Linked DNA regions of Homo sapiens: region 1 is linked to region 2. Evidence: chromatin contacts called from ENCODE Hi-C or POLR2A ChIA-PET data. All regions are on one chromosome and are shown on one strand. The core of a region is the stretch at or near the end of the contact, and the rest is flanking DNA. Distances in the headings are between cores, read along the strand shown.

The links. Hi-C counts contacts between places; a loop is a spot of excess contacts on that map. ChIA-PET counts read pairs that join two places held with the same protein, here RNA polymerase II (POLR2A). Pooled maps may share reads with other maps.
Region 1: a map with no recorded cell type shows a loop between it and region 2 (2.2-fold over the local background). The contact joins two enhancer-like sites. A Hi-C loop is called at or near these places in 3 of 168 maps with a recorded cell type or tissue (CD8-positive, alpha-beta T cell, astrocyte of the cerebellum and endothelial cell of hepatic sinusoid), 2 of 37 single-sample maps with no recorded cell type and 2 of 50 pooled maps. POLR2A ChIA-PET finds 5 or more read pairs at or near these places in 5 of 52 experiments (HepG2, IMR-90, K562 and 2 more).

The regions. Positions count from the first base shown.
Region 1 is chr6:6,919,236-6,925,590 of GRCh38, reverse strand. No RefSeq gene overlaps it. Among named protein-coding and RNA genes, the nearest start is that of LINC03055, 37 kb to the right of the region's middle. Within about 2 kb of position 5,095, at least 5 of the 41 ENCODE cell types and tissues checked have a DNase peak (open chromatin) inside an H3K27ac peak, as active enhancers do.
Region 2 is chr6:6,875,035-6,881,483 of GRCh38, reverse strand. All of the region lies in intron 1 of LOC105374903 (a long non-coding RNA gene), which reads left to right. Among named protein-coding and RNA genes, the nearest start is that of LINC03055, 7.4 kb to the left of the region's middle. Within about 2 kb of position 1,768, at least 4 of the 41 ENCODE cell types and tissues checked have a DNase peak (open chromatin) inside an H3K27ac peak, as active enhancers do.

The sequences.
Region 1 (6,355 bases), core at 3,846-6,345, 41 kb before region 2:
TCTGGAGGGACAGTCTTCAGCAGTAGTAGCACCTGCCCCTCCTGGCAGGACCCTCCACATGGTTACTCGGGTCATGAGTCCCTGGGCTTGTCACATTATCCACAGGCCGGCTGAAATGCCTTCTGCTATACACACCACGCTTCCCTCAATTCATCTTTCAATCTGGAGGATTTACAAAGATTTATACCATTAAGAGCAAGATCTCAACAACATGCCGTATGGGGAAAACCTGTTTTGCTTCTGCCCTTATAGGTATTAGTCTGTAAGCTCTTCTGGGCAGGGACCCATTTTCTGTGTCATGGTTCTCTGTGCAAAGCTTTATTCCTTCTAAGGGCCAGGGTTTCACATGTTTGGGTCTATTCCTCTATCCAGGATTAACATGGAGGAACCATTGACCAATGGTAATTTACATTTTATATTGAGGCACGTGGGTCTGAGTCCTATCTTATATCCCCTAAGAAAACCTAAAGACAGGAGGAGTTGAGGACGCCAGTTTTTCTTAGCGTTGAGCCTGCGTCTTGCTGAGGAGCACCTGGGCTGAGATGCGCTCATCTTCCTCACAGCCTGGAGGCCATGGTTTTTGATTCTCCAGGGGTCTGGAGGCAAGAATGGAGGACAGATGGGAGGGTCAGTGGCCTCTTCTGTGTGTTCCCTGCACCTGGCCACAAATCAGATGGGCATGCGTCATGGGTGAACTGCTGTCAAGGACAGGGAAGTCACAGTACTGCCATCTGGGCTGTGGCAGGAAAGGGATACATGGAATCTTTCCCAGTTCTTGGTGATTTTGCAGGACCTTGTGAATCCCTTTTCTTCTCTCCTACTGGCCATCTCCCTCTATAGTGGACCACCTGTCAGAAACCCATGTGAAGAGACCCAGATTCACCCCCGTGTCCACATAGACAAAGCAGAGGGGAGGGGAAGGTAGAGAATGGGGAAAGGATGGTGGTCCTAATGCTTTCTCTAAGTGGGTCAGGAGCAGGAGAGAGAGGAGGGCAGGTAGAGTGCAAATAATCACAAAATAATTTTTTTATTTTTAGCCAACAAAATGAATCAAACAGCAACTACTATTTGTTGATGACCTATTATGTTTCTAAGTACTTTATTATTATTATTATTTTTGAGATGGAGTCTCGCTCTGCCACCCAGGCTGGAGTGCAGTGGTACAATCTCTGCTCACTGTAACCTCTGCTTCCCAGGTTTAAGTCATTCTCCTGCCTCAGCCTCCCGAGTAGCTGGAATTACAGGCCCACGCCACCACACCTGGCTAATTTTTGTATTTTTAGTAGAGACAGGGTTTTGCCCTGTTGGCCAGTCTCGTCTTGAACTCCTGACCTCAGGTGATCCGCCTGCCTTGGCCTCCCAAAGTGCTGGGATTACAGGTGTGAGCCAACATGCTTGGCCTGTTTCTAGGTACTTTATCTTACAATAGCCATATGGTAGATCCTGTGTCCATTTTACCTATGAGGACACTAAGGCTGAGAGGCTGAGTAACTTATCTTCGCTAGTCACGGAGCTAGTAATAGGCACGTCTCTCTGACTTCAAAGCTCATGTTTCTTCTTGTTCAACTGCCTCTGTGAAGTCTTAATTCAGAAAACTCTTCTGTGAGGTATATCCAGGGTCCATAAACATTTTACGTGAATCTTCTGTGGCTTTTACGATACATCCGTGTGTGTGTGTACATATATACCTATATAGACATGTGAAATGGAATGTAAGGGAGACTTCTGTTGTCTACGACAGGCAGAGCCTTCCTGGGGCTTTTTCCCAGTGGAACCATTGAATTCTTAGGTCCTGAAACTGGATTTGGTCAGTTAAATGTTGACCAAAGGTCTGACTCATGCTAACCAAATTGACTGAAAAAAAAAGTGTCCCTGAGCCCAAATAAGGTTTTTAACCTAATTCTATATGAAAATGTCAATGATCTGTAACCCACCTAATCCGAATTCTCTTTATCCTCAGTGCACTGGTCCAAGCCACCTTCACCTCTGAATTATCACAACAGCCTCCTCGTACTTCCTGCATCTATCTTTGCCACCTCAGCCTCCTTCCCTAATCCAATCCTGAGGTGCACACTTGAAAAACTAATATTTTAGTTAATAAATTCGGAATACCTTTCTAGGTTAGTGAAATTATTTTCCACTGGAAGGAACGTGGCTTAAAAATCAGGGCCAGTCATTTGCCCAAGGCCCTTCCATCTAGTGGGCTGATCTTGCTGTGCTATGCCAGAGACGTGGGCAGGTGGTAGCTTGACGTACAGAGAATTAGAACAAAAGGAACAGTCTCTGCACGCAGTATTTCTGTCTGGCAGTGATGCCCTGATAGATTGTCAGGTATCCTGACTGCTAACTTAGTCTTCTTTGCATATAGTACATCCAATGTTTGCTTAACTAGAAAATGCCGTTCTGGATAACTGAGATTTCATGGTATGCTCTGTTTTGCAATAAGGCCATGGCTACATTCCCAAGAAACCTTGGGTTATGAAAATCTAAATTAAAAAATGATTATTTCTTTTTCATGGCTCCTTAAGTGTCAACTTGATAAAAAAATAATTATTTCAATGGTTAAAAAAGGGAGACACTTTCCCACAAATTATTTGTTTTTTGCAGGCATTGCCATTGTAAAGGTATTTGATATATTTTGTTACTGAAAACTTAAAACTGAATTGTTTAATCAAAATGGGCAAAAACAATCCTAAATATCACAGGAGAAAGCCTATACAGCATACAAGATGGGAAATAAAAATCCATGTATTTACAAATAAGGAAAGTACGTTGTAGCAAACAAAGCTCATGGCCCCCAGTGGAGAGTAGAGAAGCAAGATGGCGCCTGGACCATCGGCCACTTAAACCAAACGTGCCTATGAATGCACTCAGCCTTTTCTCTTCCTTGCACAGTGCCAGTGCCTGTTTGTGATCATGATAAAACCAAGCATGATAGGGTTGTGGTTTCAATATATCCCCTAAAGCTCATGTGTTGGAAACTTGAAGCCCAATGCAGTGATGTTTGTAGATGGGGCCTAATGGGAGGTGTTTGGGTCGTGGAGGCCCCACTCTCATGAATGGATTAATGCCATTTTCTCAGAAGTGGGTTCATTATCCTGGGAGTGGGTTCTTTATTAAAAAAACAAGTCAGGGCTCCCCTACCACCTGCCTTCTGCCATGGGATGACTCAAGAAGGCCTTGCCAGATGTTGGCTTCTCAATCTTGGACTTCCCAGCCTCCAGAATCATGAGCCAATACATTCCTGTTTATTATACATTACCCAGTCTCAGATATTTTGTTATTGCAGCACAAAATGGACTAAGACAATATGTGTAATGCAAATCATGCTCCCATCAGTATCACTTTATTTCTTATTCACATTAAAAAATATGTACCATAGAAGCTATATCTATACATATGGTCATTACTGCTTCTGTGAATCAACCAGAAAATTTTTTAAAAAAAGAACATAGAGAACATGTTTTTGCTCTTTCTAATGTGGCATACCAGTCTTTATGTCAAAGTGTGGCCCCTCAAAGGACAGGCTGCAGGAAAGGATACACAGTGGACATCACTGTGTAACATGATCCTGGGTTCTCAAAGCAGTCTATTCTGTCCAGCGGGGAAGACCACCTTCCATTTGTTAGAACTGAGTGCTTCCCCGAGTGTGCCCCTTTCATTTAGAGGTGCTGCTAAAAGGATGCATTCACATCCACAAGCTGTGTGACGGTTCGTGTCGTATCTGAACGTGAACGACAGGATGGGAGCTTGGGAAGAGTGAAGGGCAAGGGAGAGCGAGAGGAAGACAGGATGATCCAAATCAAATGAAACACATGGGAACAACCTCCTTCCATATCCCCAAACTGCAACACTGGACAGGAAAAATCCAAAATTGTTGTAGGCGCATCCTATCTTTAGGAACAACGAGATAGCGTACACTCAGAAACCCCCAAGAGGAAAAGAAGTGAATTTGTCTCAGAAGAGAATGTTCTAGACAATGTCATAAAATGTGCAAGAGAACATTTACTTTTGACCAAAGCTGAAAGAAGAAATGTGGCCAGTGCACAGGGGTGATAGAGAGTAGGTACCCTTGTCCTAAGGAGTTTTGAGAAAGCTACAGTCTTCTGCTGGCACCTGGGGCTTATCCATTGCCATAGGAACCATTCATCTTATTGCTGAAGTTCTAAGTGATTTGAGATGAAGAATGTTTGCTTGAACACATTTTACCCTGTGGTCATCCTTCCGCATACAACTCTACCCTCAAAGCCGGAGTGCTTCCTGCTGCTGTGGAGCCGGGGTGCTGCAAACTTCTGGGATATTCCACAATTTAATGCCAGTGATTAGGATTTTTGTTAGGAAACTCCGGCAGGCAGATAACTCCAGCAGGTCCGAGACAAGTTGGTGTAAACGTTGGCACGGACTGGCTCACCTGTTGTGTGATTAAGTCATGGGGCTGCCTCTTGTTCTCTTTGGGACAAAGCCAGGCAGCATTTGTTCAAGTGAAAATTAAGGCTCTGTGTGGTGTGTGCCTGTATCAATAGAAACAGGCAAGCAGATTCCGCAGGGGAAAAGACTGAGCAAGTGGGTGGGAGGGACGACCCCGCAGCTGTGTTGAAGGTATCTCAGTCAAGGATGGCTTGGTGGCGAGAAACAAAAACCTACTTAGCTTAAGTGAAGTGGGATTTGTTGTAGGGTGTCAGGGGACCCACGGGGAGCTCAACAGGAGGAAGTGGAGGCTGACATCATGGGAACCTGAAAGCTGTCTGGCAGCTCCTCATGCACTGGCCCAGGCTCTGTCATCTCTAGGGCATGTCTGCCTCATTCCCTTTCTTTGCAGAGTGGGTCTTTACAAGGCCTCTCTCCCATCACAGGGGCCTGCATGTGGACTTGAGGAGGCCGTGGTGCCCAGGAGCGCCCCAACTCAGTATCACCACACAGCTCAGGTACCCAGTACTCCCAACACAGTGGACTCTATTAGGAGTTCTTAAGGCAGGAGTTCATAACCAATGGGAGAGTGGGACCTGGCCATCATGGCTAAATACTGGCATTGGTAGGAGGAATGCAGAGCTCTGATAAGGGCAACAGTAGCACTGGCTGTGAGTTACAGAGAGAATGAGTTGGCGGTATAGCCAGGAGAGGGTTGAAGGGCTGCCAGTTGTATAAAGAGGTTGAGTAATTGAAGGACCTTGTGAGAACAGAGATCAGAAATTTGGAGGTTATTAGGGAACAAGATGGCCCCTGGGGAGAGGTGGATCTTGGAAAGGTTGTGATTTGCTAGGGGAGCAGGTGCTGAGTTAGGCTTGGGTGAGCGCTGGCAGTGGCCAGGCTGGGTATGATGCAGAAACACTCTGATAAGTGTCATTTACATGGGTGGCATAGGGAGAGGCCACTTACTGGCAGAGAACTCGGACTGGAATTGAAAGGGAAGGACGGCCACACCCATCGTCACCACTGAATGGTGGGGGTCAGGGGAGACAAGGCAGGAGGAAGGAGATGTCTTCTCCAAGGAGAGGCAGGAAGCTGAAGAAAGAGGCGGGAGAGGAGGTGTCTGCATGATGGAAAGCTGGCAGAGGTGGCCCCAGTGCATGAGGCAGGGTGAGGAGATGCCGCTGGAAGGAGGCGACGGGGAGGTGGACCGGTGAGGAGGGATGGTTGATAGGGTTAGTACCAGTTGAAATGCCCTGTCTCCCGTAAAGGAGGCAGATAAACCACGTCGCAGAAGCACTGGGTGGAAGTAGGAAAGAGCCACATTAGAGGCAGGGAGGAGTTAACATGGCCTTGGCGGGATATTGCAATTGACTAAGAAAGCAGAGTTAAAGAGGAATGGGTGTGCATGGGCATGCGTGCACACACACACATACATACACACACACACACACACACCCTTGCTTTCTCCAAGGTAAGCTCAGGGATTCTGGAACAAGAGGAATCCTAGGTTTTGTGTCAGAGTGACCCTTACCAGGTGGCTTAGAGCATGCCCAGTCTGAATAAGGTTTGGAATTCTTTGAGGGTCTTGGTGTAACTGGACCCTTGTGGCCTATTACAGTCAAGATCTACACCCCCAGCTGCTTGGAATAAAACAAGTTTCTGATTTGCTTTTTTTCATTTATGCCAAAACATCCTAAACCAAAAAACCAGAAGACACATTATCAATTAAAGTACTAGGGTGTCCAGAGCTGAGACCAAATTGTTCTCCATCATATTTTGCGATATTTACCAACTTGCTTTTGCATGACTCAAGTTTATGTCATCAGATTATTTTGCTTTTAAAGCACTCTACTAAACATATAGCTAACCTTTAAAATTAAATGCATAATTTATACTCATTATAACATATTATGTGGCTTCAGTTACATTGTAATCTTTTGACCAC
Region 2 (6,449 bases), core at 519-3,018:
AGGGGTGGGACTTGATAAATGTCTCCAAATATTATTAGTTCTGAATTCTTAGGTCTGAGAGAACTTAGATTTGAGAGTTAATGTGAATGCCCTCAAGGGGATGAAATAGGACCAACTGGATATCAGCTCAACTGATGGAAGCAATGTCCAGACATCAGACGGGTTGCTTCAAGCCTCTCTCTTTTTTTAGTAGGGAGGGGAGGACAATCGGTAGGGAGGAATGCTGTGGAATTGACTTAAGCATCAGATAAGCACTGGAGTTCTTCAAAATGCCTTTTCACACTGGGGTTCCGTGAATGCATCTCCTCTACTACTGTATGGCCGACTGTGCTAGTTACTCTTTAATACCCGTTCTTCACTGCTTCATCAGTAATGATAACCCACAATTTTAGCATACCTTTCAAGGGCAAAGGCTTCTTTCCTCGGTCTCACTTGGATCTAGGCATGGTCAAGGGGAAAGCTACGGCTAATGGACTAAAAGCAGAAGTATCATGTTCAACTTCTGGGAAGTAGTATTAAAGAGAGGGGGTGTGTCCTTATTTCTCTTTCCTACTTGCTGCGGGCTAGAATGTGGATGTGGTAGCTGGAGCTCAGTAGCCATTTTGGGCCATGAGGTAGAAGCTCTGTGTTGATAAGAAGCCTGGGTTCCTGACGATCTTGGCCAGTATTGCAACCCTGGACTGCTGACCGTTACTATTTATGTGAAAGCTATATAAACTTGCATTTCTTTTTATTTTTATTTTTTTTTTTTTGAGATGGAGTCTCACTCTGTCACCCAGGCAGGAGTGCAGTGTCACGATCTCAGCTCACTGCAACCTCTGCCTCCCAGGCTCAAGCAATTCTCCTGCTTCAGCCTCCCAAGTAGCTAGGACTACAGGCGCACACCACCATGCCCAACTAATTTTTGTATTTTTAGTAGAGACGGGGTTTCACTGTGTTGGCCAGGCTGGTCTCAAACTTCTGACCTTGTGATCTGCCCACCTTGGCCTCCCAAAGTGCTGGGATTACAAGCGTGAGCCACTGTGCCTGGCTACAAACTTGCATTTCTGACAAGCTATAGTTATTTTTGGGTTTTTCTGAAACTTACAAATGAACCCATTTCTACCTAATGTACCATGGAAAGTAAATACACACACACACACACACACACACACACACACACACACACGAGAAGAAACAGCATTGCTTGGCTTCAAATCCAAACTCCACTACTTGCTAAGTGCTGTGTGTCTTTAGACAAGTTTCTTAACATTTCTGTGCTTCAGTTTCCAAACTGAGAAACTGGGAATAATAATAGTAACAACTGTGTAGTTTTTGTTTGGCTGGGTTTTTTTGTTTTTTTGTTTTTTGTTTTTGGAGGAGCAGATTAAATGAGAGAATATATTTATTTAAAGACATAGAACAGTGGTCTATACATAGCAAAGATTTGATACATGTTAGCGACGATCATCATGTAGGCACCATCCACATTTTCTTTTTCTTAAAACAGACTTTCACACTATTGCCCAGGCTGGAGTGCAGTGGCACAATCTTGGCTCACTGCAACCTCTGCCTCCTGGGTTCAAGCGATTCTTCTACCTCAGCCTTCCCAGTTGTTGGGATTACATGCGCCTGTCACCGTGCCAAGCTAATTTTTGTGTTTTTAGTAGAGACGAGGTTTCACCATGTTGGCCAGGCTGATCTCGAACTCCTGACCTCAAGTGATCCACCCACCTTGGCCTCCCAAAGTGCTGGGATTACAGGCGTGAGTCACTGCACCTCTTGGCAAACCATTTACACTTTCATTTCCTCATACTCTGCCTCTCCATACTAAAGAGTTTTCCTCATACTCTGCCTCTCCAAAACTATAGGGTTTTACCAAATATGTTTCCCCTTATTTTGTTTTCATTTGATGACTTCCATTAATGTCCCAGAACACAAAAAGAAACCATGTTAAGAGTAGTCAAAATGCAGTTTATGCATAGGCAGCCAAGGTATTTTCTTCAGACAATCTGCTGTAAGGCATGGGGTTGAGGAATGAACTGTGTCTAGAAAAATGGGTCGCTGGGGTTTGCTCTGTGTTCTCAATAACTTCCCTGTTCTGGTTATGAGTTCTTAGATTGTGTAGAAACATAAACTTCATAGCAGTAAGCACTAATCAGTACCTAGAGAAAGAGTAGCCTTCTCTGCTTAGAGGTTGTCTTTCTCAGTTTCTAAAGAAGCCTAAGTTTGAATACCATCTGTTCATTTGTTTATTTATTGAGTTATTCATGGGGATACAAAGTTAGATAAGAAGGGGTCCAGACTCCTAAGATGCTCACAGTTGAGTAAAGAAGGCAGATGCAGCTGCATTTCCTGTGCCTCTCTGGACATGCCTCTTCTCATGTCTGGCTCTCTGAGCCATGGGTGTCAGTGGGTGATTAACAGTTTGCTAGCAATAAAAGGTGGGGTGGTGCTTCTGGGAACTGATCCTCCAGAGGCGTCTGCACACGTATGGAAGGATGTACGTGAGCAGTTATTCACGGCAGCATCTCTTGTAGGAGCAGAAGCCTGGAAGCAACCCAAGTGTCGTCTTTAGAGGACTGGGTAATCCGTGAACATCCCACACATGAATACTACACAGCAGGGCAAAGGAGCAGGGCTGCTGTCTGTGCACAGACCTGGCAAGCTTTCCAGAAAATGCCGTGAAGAGACAAAAGCAAAAAGCATTGAGTATATATAGCTGGTTATATTTTGTGTAAGAAAATAGCATCTGTGTCAGTATTTGCTTGTATTTTCAGGAAGACTGGAAAGATATCAGTGACCTTAGAGAATATAAAGTAAGATAAAGGGTAACTCTAAGTGGAACAAGTTTTTTTTTGTTTGTTTGAGATGGAGTCTCACTCTGTCGCCTAGGCTGCAGTGCAGTGGCGTGATCTCGGCTCACTGCAACCTCCGCCTCCTGGGTGCAAGCGATTTTCCTGCCTCAGCCTCCTGAGTAACTGGGACTACAGGCATGCACCACCATGCCCCGCTAATTATTTTGTATTTTTAGTAGAGATGGGGTTTCACCATGTTGGTTAGGCTGGTCTCAAACTCCTGACCTCAAATGATCCGCCCACCTCAGAATTAGGTTTTAATGTTATAATTTGATAATTATCCTATTCAACAACATATCAAATCTGAAAGAAATCACATGAATTTTTTTTTATTATTATACTTTAAGCTCTAGGGTACATATGCACAACGTGCAGGTTTGTTACATAGGTATACATGGGCCATGCTGGTTTGCTGCACCCATTAACTCGTCATTTACATTGGGTATTTCTCCTAATGCTATCCCTGCCCCAGCCCCGCACCCCACGACAGGCCCCAGTGTGTGATATTCCCCTCCCTGTGTCCAAGTGTTCTCATTGTTCAATTCCCACCTATGAGTGAGAACATGCAGTGTTTGGTTTCCTGTCCTTGTGATAGTTTGCTCAGAATGATGGTTTCCAGCTTCATCCATGTTCCTGCAAAGGACATGAACTCATCCTTTTTTATGGCTGCATAGTATTCCGTGGTGTATATGTGCCACATTTTCTTTATCCAATCTATCATTGATGGACATTTGGGTTGGTTCCAAGTCTTTGCTATTGTGAATAGTGCTGCAATAAACATACGTGTGCATGTGTCTTTATAGCAGCATGATTTATAATCCTTTGGGTATATACCCACTAATGGGATCGCTGGGTCAAATGGTGTTTCTAGTTCTAGATCCTTGAGAAATCACCACACTGTCTTCCACAATGGTTGAATTAATTTACACTCCCACCAACAATGTAAAAGTGTTCCTTTTTCTCCACATCCTCTCCAGCATCTGTTGTTTCCTGACTTTTTAATGATCGCCATTCTAACTGGTGTGAGATGGTATCTCATTGTGGTTTTGATTTGCATTTCTCTGATAACCAGTGATGATGAGCATTTTTTCAAGAAATCACATGAATCTTTAATCTGGGGCTTTAGCTAATGTATCTTGAAAATTTTAGAAGTTGTGAAAAAAATTGAGTTATGGTAAAAATGACCAGCATTAGTAAATATCAGGCTTTATTTGAATGTGCTTTTCTTTGCAGCTAATGACACCTCCTAAGGATGAGTTTTAAGAAGAGCTGCAAAGAATTTTTTATATTTAAAAAAGTGAGGAAAGAGTCTTTTTTAGCATTCAATAATTCTTACAAAAGTTTCCCTTAATTTGCTATCATAATACTAACCCTAGTGAGTGATAAGTTTTCTTTCTTCCTCCCTTCCTTTCTCTCTCTCTGTCTCTGTCTGTATCACACAAACACACACAGACACACACACACACACGCAATTAGGAAGAATAAGAGGTGACTTTGTGGATGAAAAGCTGTTTTTCACTTCCCTCTACCATATAACTGAATTTAGACTATTCCCAAATACCCAAATTTTAATAATGGGTGTTCCTTTAACAAATAAACAAGCAAATATATAATGCCAGGGAAATCTCCAGAACACTCTGAGTTGATGGCGCTGTTATCATCAAAGGGGGCTTCCCTTTTGTTTGCTGCCCTGGAGTTTCCCCATCATGGAATGATGAATTGGAATCAGACATGGGAGAGCAGAAAGGGGGCCTCTCTTGTCTAAAGTGGGAGACAGGCTATCATGAAGGAACTCTGGGGCACCTTCTCAGTCCAACCGCCTTAAGAAAGAGTGCACGTGGAAGATGAGAATCTGCAAGTTGATTCTCTTAAGACTAGCCAAGCTGTGCCTCCCGGAAAGTCTTCAAGAACCCAAAGTTAGGGGGTGCCCAGTGAGTTGGAAGATTATAAGAGTAAAGAAGAATCATGAAGAGGGAAGGCATTTCTCTCTTTTTTTTTTCTTTTTCTCATTTTCCCTTTTTAAGATAAAAAAAGTTCTTAAAATTTACATATATCCTCGGGACTTTTCTTTTAATAGAGATGAGGACTGATTATGTTGCCCAGGCCAGCCTCAAGCGATCCTTCTGCCTTGGACTCCCAGAGTGCTGGGATTACAGGCGTGAGCCACTGTTCCTGGCCTTGGCTGGCATTTCTTAATTAAGGGGAGAGCCTCACCCATGATCACAACTCACCTATATGCAGCAGAATTGGAGAAAACTGTTCAGCAGCTCCCAGAAACTTCCCTGGGGCTTGTGTACTGAGGGGCCATAGAAATTGCTTTCTATAGATTGTAAGCTCTTTGAGGGCAGGTACTTTGTCATATCCTTCTTTCCTATTTCCCCCGAGGGCCCAGGAGTGTGCCAGGCACGTGGGAGTCCTGCACAAACACACAGCAAAAGGCCTTTTCTATTTCATGGAAGTGAAGGACTTGAAGAGTCCTCTAGAGTTCTTCCAGTTCACTCTCTCGTGCACTATGAATGAAATCCAAACCCTTAAAGACAGCTGAGAATTCATCAGAGTTTTAACGAGCAAGAGAAGGATTCCAATAATACCACTTGTTGCCTCATTTCAGAGTCTACCAGACTACAGTTCAGAGATGCTTCCTTATGAGTCACTTAAGTGCCTGTGTGATTTCACTGTAGACTGAGGAGGCTGGTCCCATCACCAGCGCCCTTGACCTCCACAGGTCAGTTATAGCTTTCTTCCCCTCTTCCTTCCTCAGGCTGGTAAATCTTAGTTATTTTTATATCTCAGAAGGGTAGCATATTTTTGGGAGGTGTTCTCATTTACCTTCTCTTATTATGAGCTGGGAGAATTCAAGTTTAAGAGGGAAAAGATTTAAAAAAACTATCATAATAATATAATAATGATAAAGGCCAGGCACAGTAGCTCATTCCTGTAATCCCAGCATTTTGTGAGGCTGAGGAGGGAGGATTCCTTGAGGCCAAGAGTTCAAAGATAGCCTAGGCAACATAGCGAGACCTTGTCTCTATTTAAAAAAAAGTTTTAAAATTAAAAAAAAAAAAAGGAAAAGATGGTTACACCTCTTTCTTTCTTTCCTTTCTTTCTCTCTCTCTCTCTCTTTTTTTTTTTTTTTTTTGAGATGGAGTCTTGCTGTGTTGCCAGGCTGGAGTGCAGTGGTGCAATCTTGGCTCACTGCAACCTCTGCTTCCCAGGTTCAAGCCATTCTCCTGACTCAGCCTCCCAAGTAGCTAGGATTACAGAAGTGCACCACCACACTCAGCTAATTTTTGTATTATTGGTAGAGACAGGGTTTCACCATGTTGGCCAGTCTGGTCTCGAACTCCTGACCTCAGGTGATCCACCCGCCTCGGCCTCCCAAAGTGCTGGAATTACAGGCGTGAGCCACCGCGCCCGGCCACAGCTCTTTCTAACTTAACATCTTTGCTATTCATGGGAAAGTGCTGTATATTTGTTGTTTCCTAATCCTCCCCCTCTCTCATTAAGTGACAGCTGCGTAACCTAATGTCGGCTTTTTCTTAGTCCTCCATGCCCTTGGTGGTAACTGGGCACCAGGCTGCCGAGGAGAAAGATTGTATTTCCCTCGCAGCG